Regions from separate parts of the Mus musculus genome. Here all the other regions are linked to region 1. The links are chromatin loops, found by intact Hi-C in ENCODE. Cell type or tissue: left cerebral cortex. All regions are shown on one strand.

Evidence for each region. Peaks named below come from ENCODE experiments on the same cell type or tissue, not always from the same donor. Only the 100,000 strongest peaks of a DNase experiment are listed, where the experiment ranks them.
Region 2: a loop joins it to region 1, with 2.0 times the contacts of the local background. A loop is called at or near these places in 6 of 42 quality-filtered maps.
Region 3: a loop joins it to region 1, with 6 times the contacts of the local background. A loop is called at or near these places in 17 of 42 quality-filtered maps.

Annotation. Positions count from the first base shown.
Region 1 is chr7:25,314,222-25,319,221 of GRCm38, forward strand. Tmem145 (transmembrane protein 145) reads left to right here. Exons shown (of 15, transcript NM_183311.2): 14 at 478-684; 15 at 1,176-1,974. The coding sequence ends at 1,424. Megf8 (multiple EGF-like-domains 8) reads left to right here and starts at 2,943. Exons shown (of 41, transcript NM_001160400.1): 1 at 2,943-3,472. The coding sequence starts at 3,286. In left cerebral cortex, a CTCF peak has its summit at 2,388 (motif pointing left); DNase peaks (open chromatin) are centred at 1,621, 1,759, 2,474 and 3,469; H3K4me3 peaks cover 2,955 bases; H3K27ac peaks cover 1,533 bases.
Region 2 is chr7:25,074,826-25,079,825 of GRCm38, forward strand. It overlaps Zfp574 (zinc finger protein 574), which reads left to right and starts at 1,982. Exons shown (of 2, transcript NM_175477.5): 1 at 1,982-2,657; 2 at 4,710-5,000. The coding sequence starts at 4,730. It also overlaps a transcript of Grik5 not described here. In left cerebral cortex, a CTCF peak has its summit at 2,208; a DNase peak (open chromatin) is centred at 2,270; H3K4me3 peaks cover 2,382 bases; H3K27ac peaks cover 1,900 bases.
Region 3 is chr7:25,239,269-25,244,268 of GRCm38, forward strand. Erf (Ets2 repressor factor) reads right to left here. Exons shown (of 4, transcript NM_010155.3): 4 at 3,292-5,000. The coding sequence ends at 4,981. Among named protein-coding and RNA genes, the nearest start is that of Gsk3a, 3.9 kb to the left of the region's middle. In left cerebral cortex, CTCF peaks have their summits at 148 (motif pointing left) and 1,960; DNase peaks (open chromatin) are centred at 123, 1,941 and 3,456; H3K4me3 peaks cover 491 bases; H3K27ac peaks cover 3,200 bases.

The sequences.
Region 1 (5,000 bases):
GAGAACAGCCTGGACTACATAGACCGTCTCAAAAAGAAAACAAAGCAAAACAGGAAAGAGCAGTAAAACACTTCTACTCTTTAATCTGTGCTCTCCAAGCCTAATGAGCTTAGGTAAGGCAGTGTGTAACTGAGAAACAACTTAACATTTAATTTTGATTCAATTTAAGCCATATGTGGCTAGTGGCTCTCATACTGGGCAGCACAGGACACTGCCCATAACCAATTAATTATGACATCCAGTAGTCAGGATTGTGATATTGGAAACACCACTAAGCATAGTAATTAGAAGAGGTGTGTTGAGGGAAAAGGTCAGAATGCCGGAAGATACCCTAGGCCTGGTGTCCAAGGCAGTCTGAATGGTTCAAAGGCAATGTAGAGAGGCCAAGTGGAGGGGAATCATCTAAGTCCTTACATTTTATAGGGACAGTCTGGGGCCTGGACACTGCTTCTCTAACCTGTGCCTGACTTTTCTCAGATCATGACCCGCCCATCGGCGGCCAACAAGAACTTTCCGTACCACGTGCGAACTTCACAGATCGCCTCCGCTGGGGTCCCTGGACCTGGAGGGAGCCAATCAGCAGATAAAGCCTTCCCGCAGCACGTCTATGGAAACGTGACGTTCATCAGCGACTCGGTGCCCAACTTCACGGAGCTCTTCTCCATCCCCCCGCCAACCTCCTCTGTAAGCTCCGCAGCCCCGGCGCCCGAGGAGCTGCTGGCGCCGCCCCTGGAGTACCTGACCCCGCTCCCCGCCCCGCCGCCACCCCCTGCTCATTGGCGTCTGAGCCCACCCCTGGCCTTCCGTACTCCCCATGCCCCGACGCCCCGCCTCGACCGTCCCCCGGCGCCCGCGCCCACCCTGCCAGACTGGGTCCTGGCGCTGTTGCGCACGCCCCCGAGGACACCCCGCGCTGTGCCCCCGCCGCCTGCCTTCCGAGGCTGGTCCCCATCTCCCCCACCGCCTCCAGAGTTTGCCCGGCGCACCCCAACTCCACCCCTTGAATACCTGGCCCCACTGCCCAGGCGCCCAGCCACCCACTCCTTCCCTGATTGACAAGTGCGTCCATATTTGGGGTGGTGGGAGTCCTCTAGGGGGAGGGGGACGGGCCTTCGGGGCCGCTTTTGCTCCCCCGAGGGTTCTGGGCAGCCTCTGACCCTGACCCCCCATCCCAGGCCGGGAAGCAGGTGGAGGAGACAGCGGTGGCGGCGGCGGTGGCCCCGAGGGGCCGTGTGGTGACCATGGCCGAACCCGGCGCAGCCTCCCCGCCCCCACCCGCTCGGTTCTCCAAGGCGGTCGACTCGGGCTGGGATGGCCCGACGCCGTCCTACCAGCCGCTTGTGCCCCAGACGGCGGCGCCGCACACCGGCTTCACCGAATACTTCAGCATGCACACAGCCGGGGGCCCTGCACCCCCGGTCTGAGCATCCCTTCCCCGCCTCTGCCCCACGGGCGGCGCACCGGGCCCCGGCTGGGCTCCGGAACCCCGTTTCTCTCCCGGCCCAAGGGCTCGGCCATGCCAGGCATCCCGCGCCCCTCCCACACCCCGCGCCCACTTTGGATGCGCTGCGTCCCGCCCCTTTCCCTCTTGTGCCAAACGGTCCCGCGGGAGCCGTTCTCCGCGTCCCCTCCCTCAGCCCCTGCCCCGAATGGCTCCGGAATCTGGACTCCCGCTGTTCCGTGATCTCCGCCCCCCTGACCCCCTTCGAGACCTCTGACCCTGCTGGACTCCGGAACACCCGTGACGACCGCCTGGACCCTGCCCGACCCTCCAGGACCCTGCGACCCTCGAGCCACTGTTTAGAGACGGATATTGTGAAGTTGGTCTCTACTTTGAAACCCTCCTTGGGGTTTGTGACCTCGGACCTGTGCTTTGTCCGTCCATCTGAATGCCAAGGACCATCACATGGTCTGTGGCAGAAAGACGTTTTCTCTTCTTGCCAAAATAAAGAGGATTCGTTGAGTTTTTAATCTATAACATGGTTTCTTTTCCATCTTAGCTGAAAAAAGGAAAAGACGTGTTTCCTGAATGTATGTCAGCGTACTATGCGCGCACATTGTGTAGGAGAAGGCCACAAGAAGGCGTTGGATTTCCACTATATGGGTTCTGGGAATCGAACCAGGGTCTTCTGCAAGGGCAACATGCTCTGAACCACTAAGTCGCCTCTCCAGCTTCTTTTATGTATTGATGGTGCTTTAAGTCATACGGGTCTCACTGTATCCATCTAGGAAATGCTATTTTGGTCTGGAGTCCCTTGCCTTCATAACTTGATATTCATGTTGATCCTGAATGTAGAGCACAGAAAATAACCATCTAGCACAGCTTTTTACCGCTCCTTTATGTTGCCTTTCCTTTCGCTAGCAGAGATAGAGGCGCCCTCCAGTGGCAAAGGCTTTGCTCAGCCAATGACTAGCACAAAACGCGATTTTGGGTTACACTCTTAGCAATACGCATGCGTAATTCTCTGAGCTGAATTCCTATTCTCGCTGCGCAAGCGACTGGGAACAGATGGGAGGAAAGTTTCCGGAAGTCTTCCTCGAGAAGGGGTGGAGCCAGGCGCTCCTTAGTCCTCTCAGGGCCGCTCTGACCCGCCGCTCTTCCTCTTCTCGCCTCCTCCTAGCCTGTCCTCCCCTCAGAGGCTGCGCGGCTCCCGCCCCCTCGCCCTCTCAGCGGGTCTTCCTCGGGCCGCTCTGGCCCGGGAGTCTCCAGGTCTCTCTGATCTAGCCCATTCGCCTCGAGTGGGAGGAGCGGGTGGGTAGGCATTAGAGTGAGCCCTGGAGATCCGGGCCGGGACCCCGAAGGCAGGCCCCGCCCCCGTCTGGAGGGGTCTCCCCAGGAGTCTCCGGGCCAGGCAAGTTCCACCCCGCACGCTCCATGGACCGCCCAGCTGGGCTGTAGAGCACATCGCCCCTGGAAGACTGTCTATACGGTCTGTTTTGGCCTTGCAGCAGCCTGAATGTAATCACTGGATACCGTTTATGGAGTCGGCGCCCCTATGGGGGCTCGTGTCTATAGGGGACCCTTACGGTCCCTAGGGGTCAGCCCTATCCATAACGACTTCATATCCAGGGCCTTCCATGGGTCTATAGGGCCGGCCCCTCGGTTTCAAGAGCGCATCAACTGCGGCCCTTTCCTTGGCCCGGACTGCGTGGCTGGTACATCCTTGGACTACAAGGCCATGCTACGTCTGTAAAGGTTGCATCTTGCAGGGCCTCATTCCCAGAGGGTCTTCTCCAGGTCTTCACGGCCCTTCCCGTCCCTTAGGGCCAGTGCCTAAGGCGGCGATGGCCTTGGGTGGAGCTCTGGCCTTGGCCCTTGCACTGGCCTTGGCAGTGCTGGGACCGCTGTCCCTCAGGGTCCTGGCTGGTGACTGCAAGGGGCAGCGGCAGGTGCTACGGGAGGCGCCAGGCTTCGTGACGGATGGTGCGGGCAACTACAGCGTCAACGGCAACTGCGAGTGGCTTATCGAGGGTGAGTGGGGCCGCGTGGGTCACTCACTCGGTTGCTAGTTCATTCATTTGTGCGTTCATTCACTGAGCACATTCCTAGAACCCGGCTCCATTCCAGGACTCTTGCTGTAAAATGTTGGACATCCAGTGTTGCAGCCAGCTTGGGCCCTAACTCTGATGGGAGGGAATGTGCCAAGAGTCACAGTAACAAACTAGGAGTATTTGTGAGGGGTGTTTTTCTTCACTTGATCCTGAATGTAGCGCACAGAAAATATCAATCTAGCACAGCTTTCTACCACTCCTTTATTTTTGCTTACTTGTAAGTCCACTCATGCCTTTAATCCCAGCACTTGGAAGGCAGAGGCAGGCAGATTTCTGAGTTCGAGGCCAGCCTGGTCTCAGAGTGAGTTCCAGGACAGCCAGGCCTACACACACAAAAAAACCCCTGTCTCGAGAAAACAAAAAACAAACAACAACAACAAAAAGTAAGTCCACTCACCTGGCTTAGGATCTAGGCTCTATTTCATATGAGTTTCGTGACTTTGGATGGATGAATTTCGAAGGCACAGTTTCTTTTACTCCAAATGGCCGCAACAATAGTACTTAGTTAAAAGGAAAGGAGTCAGATATTTAACACATTTGATATCTGGTATAGTATATTAGTCAGGGTTCTCTAGGGAAGCATAGCATAGAATGAATCTTTATAGAAATGAGATTAGAATGGCTTATAGTCACTGTGCGGTGGTGGCGCATTCCTTTCATCCCAGCACTCCAGAGGCAGAGGCAGAGGCAGGCAGATCTCCGAGTTTGAGGCCAGCCTGATCTACATACTGAGTTCCAAGACAGCCAGAGAAACCCTGTTTTGACACCCCCCCTCCCCCAAGTAAAAAGAATGGCTTATAGACTGTGGTCCAGCAAGTCTGATAAAGACTGTTTACCAAAAAAAAATCCAGTAGTAGTAGTTCAGTCCACATGGCTTATGTCTTACCTGGTCTTCAGTATATGCCAGAATGCTAAAGAGAGTCAGTTCTAATGCAGACAGGAATTAGAAGATGCTTCTGAGCAAGCCTATGTGCTAAAATCTAGTATGCTAAAACAGATAATAGAAGAAGCCAGGACTAGTGCCAGAGGCAGGAGTCGGGGAGGCTTGTGAGTTTGAGGACAGCCTGGGCTACCTCAAAGTGAAGGACTGGACTCCTAGTTAGAGTGAGAGCAAGCAGGCCAAGAGCAAGAGCAAACTTCATTCTTTCATGTCCTTTATACAGGCTGCCAGCAGAAGGTGTGGCCCAGATTAATGGTGGAGCCTCTCACTTCAAAAGATCTGGATTAGAAGTGGGCCTTCCCACTTTAAGTGGTTTAGTTAAGGGAAAAAACAAACAAACAAACAAACAAAAACAAACCCTTACAATTGTGCCTAGCTATTTAGCTTTTAGTTAGTTCCAGATATAGTCAACCTATCACATGTAGCAAATGTCCATTAAGTGCCCTTAGGGTTATTGTTGCATTTAAATACTTCAATAAAACTTAGTCGTTCATGTGCCAGAAATTAT
Region 2 (5,000 bases), 240 kb before region 1:
TGTCTTCCCCTTCCCCCTTTCCCTTCCCCCATCCTTTGCTTTGCTCTTCCTGAAGTCAACCATTCACCCTTTGATCCCAAACAATCCACCCACCGGGGAACTGAGTATAGACCTAGGGAACCATCTCTTGGGGTGGAATGATGGCTTTCTTCTCTCCCCGTGGGAACCTGGACACATGACTTCTCCCGGCCTGTTTCTTAGCACCTCATGGTAACTGTCTCTGAGAGGACTGGTAGAATTAAATAATGAATGAAAAGCACTGGGCAGAATTTCCATTGTCACCTAACACACTTGGATGTCAGTTACCACTAGGCACCTCAAGATACTAATCAGATACTAAAAGTAAGTCCTCGAGCCATGTGTAGTGATGCATGCCATTAATCCCAGCAGGCAGACAGAAGCAGGGGGATCTCTTGAGACCAGCCTGGACTACATACGAGTTTCAGGGTTACATAGAGATGCTGTCTCAACAATTATTTTCTTTTTTGGGGGGGGGGTGTCAGACAGGGTTTCTCTGTGTAGCCCTGGCTGTCCTGGAACTCACTCTGTAGACCAGGCTGGCCTTTAACTCAGAAATCCACCTGCTTCTGCCAAGTGCTGGAAAGGTGTGTGCCACCACTGCCCAACAAAAATTAATTTCTATATAGCAGTATTTACTTAGTGTCTCGAAAACCCGGGACAAAGACTAGCATCCCTTTTCAGAGATAAAAACAAAAACAAAAGCCGGGTATGGTGGCGCACACCTTTAATCCCAGCACTCGGGAGGCAGAGGCAGGTGGATTTCTGAGTTCAAGGCCAGCCTGTTTTACAAAGTGAATTCCAGGACAGCCAGAGCTATACAGAGAAACCCTGTCTCGAAGAACTAAAAAAAACCAAAACAACAACAACAACAACAAAAAAAACTAAACCTGAGACAGAGTGGAGTTGTTTTGCCCAAAGTCACAGCTAAGAAGTACCAGGGCCAGGATAAGCAGCCTAGTTAGAACATGTAGGTATACTTGCTAGGGAGTCCAGTAAGAAGACATCCAGCTAGACATCCAAAGGAGGGCACACACATGGTGACAACTGGAGACTCAGACCTACCTGTGGTTCTGTGTTCAAACCCCTCCTAGTTTTTCTGAGCTTCAGTTGGGGAAACGGGGGACAGTTTGACCAACCAGATGCACCTCTGATAACTCCCTTAACCTTGGCTTCAAGAGGGAGCTTCCTGAAAACTGTGGTGTACTTGTGTGGAGTCCAAATATGGATACTGGATCTCTTCAGTCACTCGCTACCATATTACATTCAGGTGTGTGTGTGTATGTTCATGTATGCACACTCTGGTATATGCAGAAGTCAGAGAACAACTTACAAGAGTCAGTTCTCTCCTTTCACCCTGTGGATCCCAGAATCAAAACTCCAGATCAGGCTTAGCATGTGGCTTTACGCGCTGAACCATCTCCCTGGCTGGCCTGGAACTTCATGTTTTCCCAGGAAATTCTTCCCATGCCTAGGGGTCCTTAACTGTAACTGTGTGGAAGGGCAGTCACCTGGAAAGATACCTTTAATGCTCAAAACAGGAGAGGCCGAGTCAGGCGGATCTCTGTGAGGCCAGCCTGTTCACAAAGCCAGACCATGCCTCAAACAAAAACAAGAACAACTGACTCGATCCACTACAAATCCCATAAACTTCCTTCTTCAGGTCTTCCACCCCACACCCTCAGCTTCTTCCAAGGGACCTTACTAACGGGGCTTTTCCTTTCTCCTTCCATTTCTCACTTCCTGTCACGTACCTCTTCCTCTAAACTCCCTCTCCTGACATCTTGTTTCCATTCTACTCTTCCTCGATTTCCCCGTTCATCCTCTTAATAGGAAAAAAAAGTCTTAAGCCTTGTTTTGTTCCTTTTGCCCTGTGTGACTGCTGCTGCTTGGTTTCCTCTCCCATTCACGCCGAGTGGTGTCTCTTTTTTTTTTTTTTTTTTTTTTTGCCACTGGCCCTCAGGGATCCTTGACTGTAACCCGCCGGCCTCCAGGGCTTTGCGTGTCTCTACAGCCTACACTGCCCGAATCCCCTACGCCTAGCTTGTCAGGCGCCCCCAAGATGGCGCCTCCAGCTTCGTCCCGCCTCCCGACGTCATCGCGCCCTCTCCGCTCAGCGCTCCCCTTTCGAGCTATCAAAGGCGGAATCCGAGAAGAGGTGGAAGAGGAAGAACCTCCAGGGAGGATTAAAGAGGCGGGTAGTATCCACCTGGAGGCCGACCAGCGAGGGAACATTGCTAAAGGATTGGCTGGGCGCTGCGCGATCCCACCCCTCCGCTCTATTGGTCGAGGCTTCAGGAAACCTGAGCATCGATTGGTCTAATGACAGGGGCAGACAGCCGATGATTGGGCGAATTGTGCAGTTCTTCGCAGCGGCCCAGGCGGAAGGTGGGAGGAGCGTTGTTGAGGGCGGCCTGGGGTGAGAGCGAGGCTGCGGAGCAGGCGAGACGACGGGCGCTAGAGAGGACGCGGCGCTAGAGTGGCGGTGCAAAGGGACCTGAAGCCCGTAGCCCGGCCTGGGGCCGGCGAGACGGCCGAGGCGGGTGAGTCCCCGCCGGAGCGCAGAGGTCCGGCCCCACCCGGCGGCTTGCCTGCGTCATTCGGCCTGCACGATGAAGGCCTGAAGGATCGCGTCCCGGGTGCGGAGAGCGGAGCGGCCGTTGGGCGCGCGGGCCGGGCGGGGGCTGTGCCGGGACGGCGGGTGGGATGGGGGACTGGAGTTGAGTGCGGGGCTGAGTGAGGAGGGGCAGGGCTCGGGCTGCAGGCCGGGGGCCGACCTTGGCGGGAAGGGGAGGTCCCAGAGCTGCCTCGCCGGAGGGCTCTCTGGTTGCATGGGGTATCGGGGCCACGGGTGGGTGCGCTGGGATGGGGATCAGAATCGAAAGGGGACGGTTAGAGGACTCATGGATGCCGGGGTGGGGAGCTGGCCCGAGAAAGGAGGTAATTAACGCAGGGAGGAAAATCGATTTCTGCCTGGAAAGAGCTGAGGCAGAGAAGAGGTTTTTGAGGTATCTTTAGAGCGAAGGGAGGGATCAGGTGTGGAAAACGGAGTAATGCTGACAAGGAAGACCGATAAACGCATGAAAGTGGGGCTTGGAAAGTATTGACAGAGGTCTTTATTTATTCTTACGGGTTTCAATAGGTTGAGCTAGAGGGGAGGGATTGTTTTGTTTTAGATACAGGTAAGTAGGCCAAAGGGAATATTCGAGCAATCTTGGGTGTAGTTGGAGAGACAGAGATGTGTGCTACAGAGAGCAGTCTAGGAATTTTGGGGATGTACCATATTGATAACTCTGGGGGATTTGGGTATCCCCATAGTTGTTTGCTGGTGAGAAGGTTTAAGTATGAAGAGGACCTCTTTTTGCAGGGTTTGAGTACAGATGGAGTTTCTAAGTGACAGACATTGGAAACCCTGAGTGAGATAGGTGAAAGGTTAAGCAATTGTGAAGGATGGGCCAGCTATTCCTGGCCAAGATTACAAAAAAGGAGAAATTCAGTCAGTATGAAATAGGGATCTGAAAATCCCTGGAGTGCGTTAGGATGAATTTGGGTCTTTTCTCAGAGGGGAAAAAAAAGGTTTAGGTTATACTCAGTAGCGGGGTTCTCAGCTGAGTTCATTAAGGTTGGCCTGGACCCTTATGCAAAAAAGGGTAGTGTTGGTTGGGGAGGAGGCACATAGGCATTCCTCGATGAGTTAGAGTTAAGTCAGTGTGAATAGCTGACAGTGTGCTGGGGCAGTAGCACAGCACACTTGGTCTTGGTGGAGAGAAAGGGTGATTGAAAACTCTAGGGGTGTGTCAGAAAGGTGAGACGCATCTGGCTGTGACGGATTAGACTTTGGTGGAGATGGACCTTCCGGGTAAAGGGTAATCCTGTGGTGGGCCTTTTTCCCTTTTGGTTTCTCCATGTAGCCCAGCCTGTCCCAGAACTAACTATGTAGATCAGCCTGGCTGTGAATTCCTAGCAATCTGCCTGACTCTGCCTTAGAGGGCTGGAATTAAAAGCATGAACTGCCCAGCTGAGAAGATCTTGATATGATTAGTTTAAACTTGTTTTAAAGAGTCTGAGTATCAGGAAGTGGTTAAGGTGGGAAAGTATGGAGATGGGTTCAGCCAGTGAGAGAAAATTTGGTAGCCGGGTAACTTGATGTGAGGAACCTGGGCATTGGTGGTTAGCAGAGGTTGGGTGGCAAGACCACCAGTGCCACCAGTTGGCTTGGACACCAGCTTGAGTGGTCTGAGTGTGAAAAGAAGTTTGTGAGCCTGCCAGAAGGCAGAGTCTATGTAGGAGTGCAGCTTGGAGGGACAGGCCATGAGAGTGTTTGAGGATTCTGCAAGTAGCTTGGCAAAGGAATACTGTCCCATGCAGTGGTAAGGAGTCAAAGGACAGTCTGCATTGGAAGGAGACAGGTTCCTGTTTGATGGACAGGGCTTTGGGAACCAGTTTGGAGGTATGGGAAATAGAGAGGATTGAGGTCATAGGAGCTGGTGTTCAATGCAAGCTAAATGAGCTGGGAGCTTTGGGAGAAAGTCCCTGGGACAAGACCATTGGAGAAATTCGTGTTGGCTGTTCCTATGTTCAGGCAAGGAGGATTATTAGGGAGGGCATTGGAGCGGGAAAATGTAATGAAGAAGTTGGATGGAATAAAATACCCCGGAGGATTGACTTGTCGCTGCCTTCCCTCCTCTCAGCCCAGGGCCTTGCTGCTGCCATGACTGAGGAGAGTGAAGAGACGGTCCTGTACATTGAGCACCGCTATGTCTGCTCTGAGTGCAACCAGCTCTATGGATCCTTGGAGGAGGTGCTTGTGCACCAGAACTCCCACGTGCCCCAGCAGCACTTTGAGCTGGTGGGCGTGGCTGACCCTGGAGTCACAGTGGCCACAGAGGCTGCTTCAGGCACAGGCCTATATCAGACCCTCATCCAAGAGAGCCAGTACCAGTGTCTTGAGTGTGGGCAACTGCTCCTGTCCCCCAGCCAGC
Region 3 (5,000 bases), 75 kb before region 1:
TCAGTCATTTCCCTATTGCAATTCTCAGTGGACACGGAATGGAGACAGAAGGTACTGCTAGCGCTTCTAAAGACTACGTTATCCAGAAGGCAACGCACGGGTACTTCCGCCCTCTTCGCAAAGCCTGCAGACGCTTCACGCTCGACTGTAGAGGGAGTTTCTGGAGTAACACAGTCGCATGGTGGCTGCCGCCCTCTGACGGCTGCTCCCAGTTGAAAAGTGAAGTCAAGCCCCTAGGTATAGGATCAAAGAATCTCACTAGGCTATGTAGCAGGATAGAACACATTATTTAACCGCCAGAACTCGTGGAACCTGCCCAGGGGACCGTTCTTGGCATTGAGATCTGTGCGGCACTGGAGAGCAAATTCAAAGATCTGTAAGATGTTTCCAAGTGTCTAAGCAGGTTCTAAAGATGTTTGGAGGAGTTGATGGGGGTCCATGAAGAGATTAAAGACTTTGATATAAGCAATGTAAAACAATTGTTTGGGGAATTATAGAGAACTCTCAAGGGAAACTTATGAAAGGTGTGAGGGAAAACCTCTGGGCTGCCATGAATGAGGAATGGCTAAGAAACACAAGGAAGAGACGTTGGCCTCGAGAGCCATGGAGATACTTTGGAGGAGGGCTATTACAAATGGGATTTTAATTGGAATGAATTCATTTGTAAAAGTCGTGAAAGGTGTATGGAGGACTTTCTGGTTGGAAGCAAAGATCTCAGGGACAAATGTCTTGTTTTTGTTTCTTTCGAGACAGGGTCGCATGTAGCCCGGGGTGCCCTCAAATTCACTATGAAGCTGAAGACATCTTCCTGCCTGTACTGTGCTTGGGTTACAGACTAGTGTTGCCAAGACAGTTTTCTGGTGATGAGAATTGTGTGTGCTAAGCAAGCACTCTACAAACTGAGCTACATCCCTAGCCCTCTGTTCTCTTTTGAAATAGGGTCTTAGGGGCTAGAGAGATGGCTCAGTGGTTAAGAGCACCTTCTGCTCTTCCAGAGGTCCTGAGTTCAATTCCCAGCATCCACATGGTAGCTCACTACCATCTGTAATGAGATCTTATTTCCTCTTCTGGTGAGTCTGAAGACTGCTATGGTGTACATAAAATAAATATTCTTAAACCACATCAACAATAAAAAAGAAATAAGGTCTTAGTGCACACCTTTAGTTCTAATACTTAGGAGGTAGAGGCAGGCAGATCTCTGAGTTCAAAGCTAGGTTGGTCTATAGAGTCCCAAGGCTACATAGAGAAACCCTGTCCTAAATGACCAAAATGGAAGAGCAGCAGCGAGGAGGAGGAGGGAGAGGAGGAAGAAATGGGGTCTTGTTCCTTGTAACAAGGCTAGACTCAAACTAGCAGCAATCCAACTAAGACTTCCCAGTACTGAGGGCAAAGACACGTGCCACCACACTAAGTTCAGGGCATCTTTTTGCAGGAAATGTTCCAGACCTCTAAATGGATTCCGGTGGGCGATTAGAGACTGGAGGAGCTGCTGTTCTTAAGGCCAAAAATCACCTGTGACGTCCCACACAACCGGAATCTGGGACAACAAGTTTGATTAGATCATGGCCTGTCCTCTGGAGGGGATCTGAAGCTGAACTCTTAGGAGCCATGTGATTAGAAGTGCTTTGAAGGCCCAGCAATGGCTGTGCATGCCTTTGATCCCAGCAGGCAGGGGCAGGCAAATCTCTGTGAGTTGGAGGCCCGCCTGATCTCCTTGTGTGAATTCCATGATGGCCAGGGCTACACGGAGGTACCCTGCCTTAAAAAAAAAAAAAAAGACGATTCTGAGTGTTGCTGCTGAGACCACTAGCCAGTCCTGCTTCTTTCTTGCAATGACAACATCCGCCTTTCTGCATCACCCCACTAGCAACTCAGCTGCATCTATGTTGCCAGGAGATATGTCTCATCCCAACTTCCAGAAATAACCCAGTGGTTCCCACCCCAGGGAATGGCTTACATCACCCAGGAGAGGGAGCAGTTGCCCACAAGCTGCCACAAGAGCCTGTTTCCTGCCAGTCTTCCCGGTCCTGGTCAGCATCAGGCTGGAGAGCCCACTCACTCCAGGGCTGACTGACACATGCTGAAGTAGAAGTGCAGAGATGGGTAGCCAGTTCAAGGTTCCTTCTCCCTCAGGGCTGCACAAGGTGGAGTTTTATAGTGAAGCCAGTCCAACAGGCCCAGAGTTCTCAATTCCCACTCTTATCTCTTAGCAACCTATGGCCTTGAGGGAGCCCCTTTCCCCTTTCAGGGCCTAGGGCATCACACCTGCACTGCCCAGGTGGGGCCGGCATCCTAAAGCACCCAGAGCCCGGCCTCTTCCTGATTGTTTTATCTCCTCAAAGACTCAGCACTGAAAGCTCCTGGTTTCTTAGCTCTATAGGCTCCTCATCAACCAAATTCTAAGACCCCAGATCCCTCGATCTGGACTCCAACTGGCTTTCCACTGGAGAATCCAGCTGTTGTTAAGACATTAGATTAAGCGCTACTTTGTCGAATAGCTCAATTCTAGGTCTACAGGCAAGTTTAATGAAGCCCTTTGTTGCTGAATGCTTAAAGAACTAAAATGTGCTGCGGTGGGGCCTGAGCTGGGATGTGTGTGTGTCTGTGTTCGAGAGTGCACAGGGTTTTTAATCCCAGGAGGCAGAGGCAGGTGGATCTGAGTTGGAGGCCAGCCTGCTCAACAGAAGTTCCAGGACAGCCAGGGCTACACAGAGAAACCATCCCAGAAAAAAAAATATTAAAAAAAAAAAAAAAAAGGAAAGGAGAAACTGAAATGCTTAAACACTTGGCACACAGCAGGTCAGGTCAGTCAACAAATCCCTCTTAAAATCTGCTTGGGGGTGGGGGGTGCGTGCAGGAGGTGAGCTGGTGGGACAAGGATGACCGATTACTTTCCAAGGTTTCTTTAAGATTTGGTTTTATAAGCAGAGCAGTGGTGGCGCACGCCTTTAATCCCAGCACTCAGGAGGCAGAGGCAGGCAGATCTCTGAGTTCGAGGTCAGCCTGGTCTACAAAGTGAGCTCCAGGCCAGCCAGGGATATACAGAGAAACCGGGTCTCGAAAAACCAAAAAAAAAAAAAAAAATAGTTTTATTTATTCGGGCTGGCAAGACGGCTTGGTGGTTAAGAGAGCTTGCTGCTCTTGCAGATGACCTAGGGTCGGTCCCTAGCACCCACACGGCAGTTCACAACTATCTTTCTGTCCTTCCGGAGCATCTGACGCCCCTTTCTCACCATCTCGGATGCAGGTGCACGGACATGCATATAGACCAAACATTCATATGCATCTGTGTAAATTTCTTAAAAAGATCTTTATTAATGCATATATCTGAGTGACTCTATGCCAATTCTGAGTGGTTGCCAGAAGCTGCCTCCCCTGGAACTGAAGCTGTGAGCTGTCACGAGCCACCCCACATGAGGTACTCTGCAACAGACGGAGGTTCTCCGAAGAGCAGAAGCACCCTTGAACACAGAGCCGAGCGTCTCTCCAGCCCAAGGGCTGCACTTCAGGACACTACAGGCCTCCCGGTCAAAGGATCCCAAGCAGAAGGCTAACATCGCACACCTCCCTTTCACATGGTCCTGGCCTTAACTTTGAACTTCCTACCTCAAGTGCTGGTGGGATTACAGGTGTGGACCACTAAAGCCTCCTCCGAGTACATTGGAGTAAGATGGGGAGGATTCAAAATACGGGACCCTTCCTTCCCTGGGGAACCGATGGGGGTGTGGCTTAGCAGTCAGAGCTGGAGGGCAAAAGCAATTCAGGTAGGAGAACCAGGAACAGCAGGGCCTTGTTAAGGGTCCTAGAGGCAGATGGGATGATAAGGAACCAGTCAAGGAAAGACAAGACTACGGAAAGCCAGAAACCTTAATCATCAGCTCTGAGGCTTGTGACATCTCAAAGTAGGCCAATAACTCCCCAGGCCTAGTTGACCTGTTCAGGTGGAGTCAGGCCTTCTGGCCACAGATGGGAAGCAGGTGTCTAGACCTGTCCAGAATTAAGCCAAGTCTCTGTTGATACTGTGGCTGCGCCCAGCACCTAGGATAAATTACCACATGCAAAGGTCCAAAGTTTTATTGTTTTGAATACATTCTCCAGCAGCCCCCTCACGTCCCACCCCACCCTCCATTCCCAATACAGAATAAGGCTTGACCGCAGCCCTCCAGGCCACCCCTGGGGCCCCAGCTAGGAGGCAGAGAGGGGCTTCCAGTTTGGTTTTGAGAGACAACCCCCCCTTCCTGTCCCCTGACCCACCTGCCCATGGGCCAGACCTAGGAGCAGCAGGGGGTGGGCGTGAAGGGACTGGACCAGTACTGGGTGGTGTAGGGAACAGGCACTTGTAGAGATTTGTGGCCCACAGGCGGCACCCCTCACCTTCCTCTGCCTCCCACCCCACCACCCCCCACAGAATTTTTGGTTTATAAAATTTGTCCCTCCTGCCCCTGCTGCAACCTTGTGGGGTATAAGAAACCCAGGCACTCACAGCCCCTGGAGGGGCAAGAAAGGCAGGGTTAGGGCTGGGGGAGGGGCATGGATTGGGGTGGGGGAGGACAAGGTAAGAGGCAGAGAAGAGGGAGGGGGACAAGGCTTTTCTTCCTACGATTGTAATAAAAAAGTTCCTGGGTTTGAAGGCCAAAGCCTCTGTTCAAATAGAAATTCCCAGAATGGAGGTGCCCCCCCTTAACACCCCCCTCCCACCCCCCACCACCACTTTGCCCAGAACTTAGAAACCCAGATGAGGAACAGATTAGCCCCCAGCTCTGGGCACCCACCCACCCTACCATTAAAAAAAAAATTCAGTTTTATACAAAATGTGGGGGAGGAGAAAGGGAGGAGGCAGGGAAGAGACTAAAGAGAGCTGTCCTCACCTCCGGGACTGGGGGGGGGGGGGGGGGGGAGGCGGGGACGGGGCGGTTAAGGCAGCAAAAGCTCAGGGAGTGGGGTGGTGGGTGGGTGGGGGTGGGCCCGTGCCCACAGCTCTCAGGAATCTCGGTGCTCCA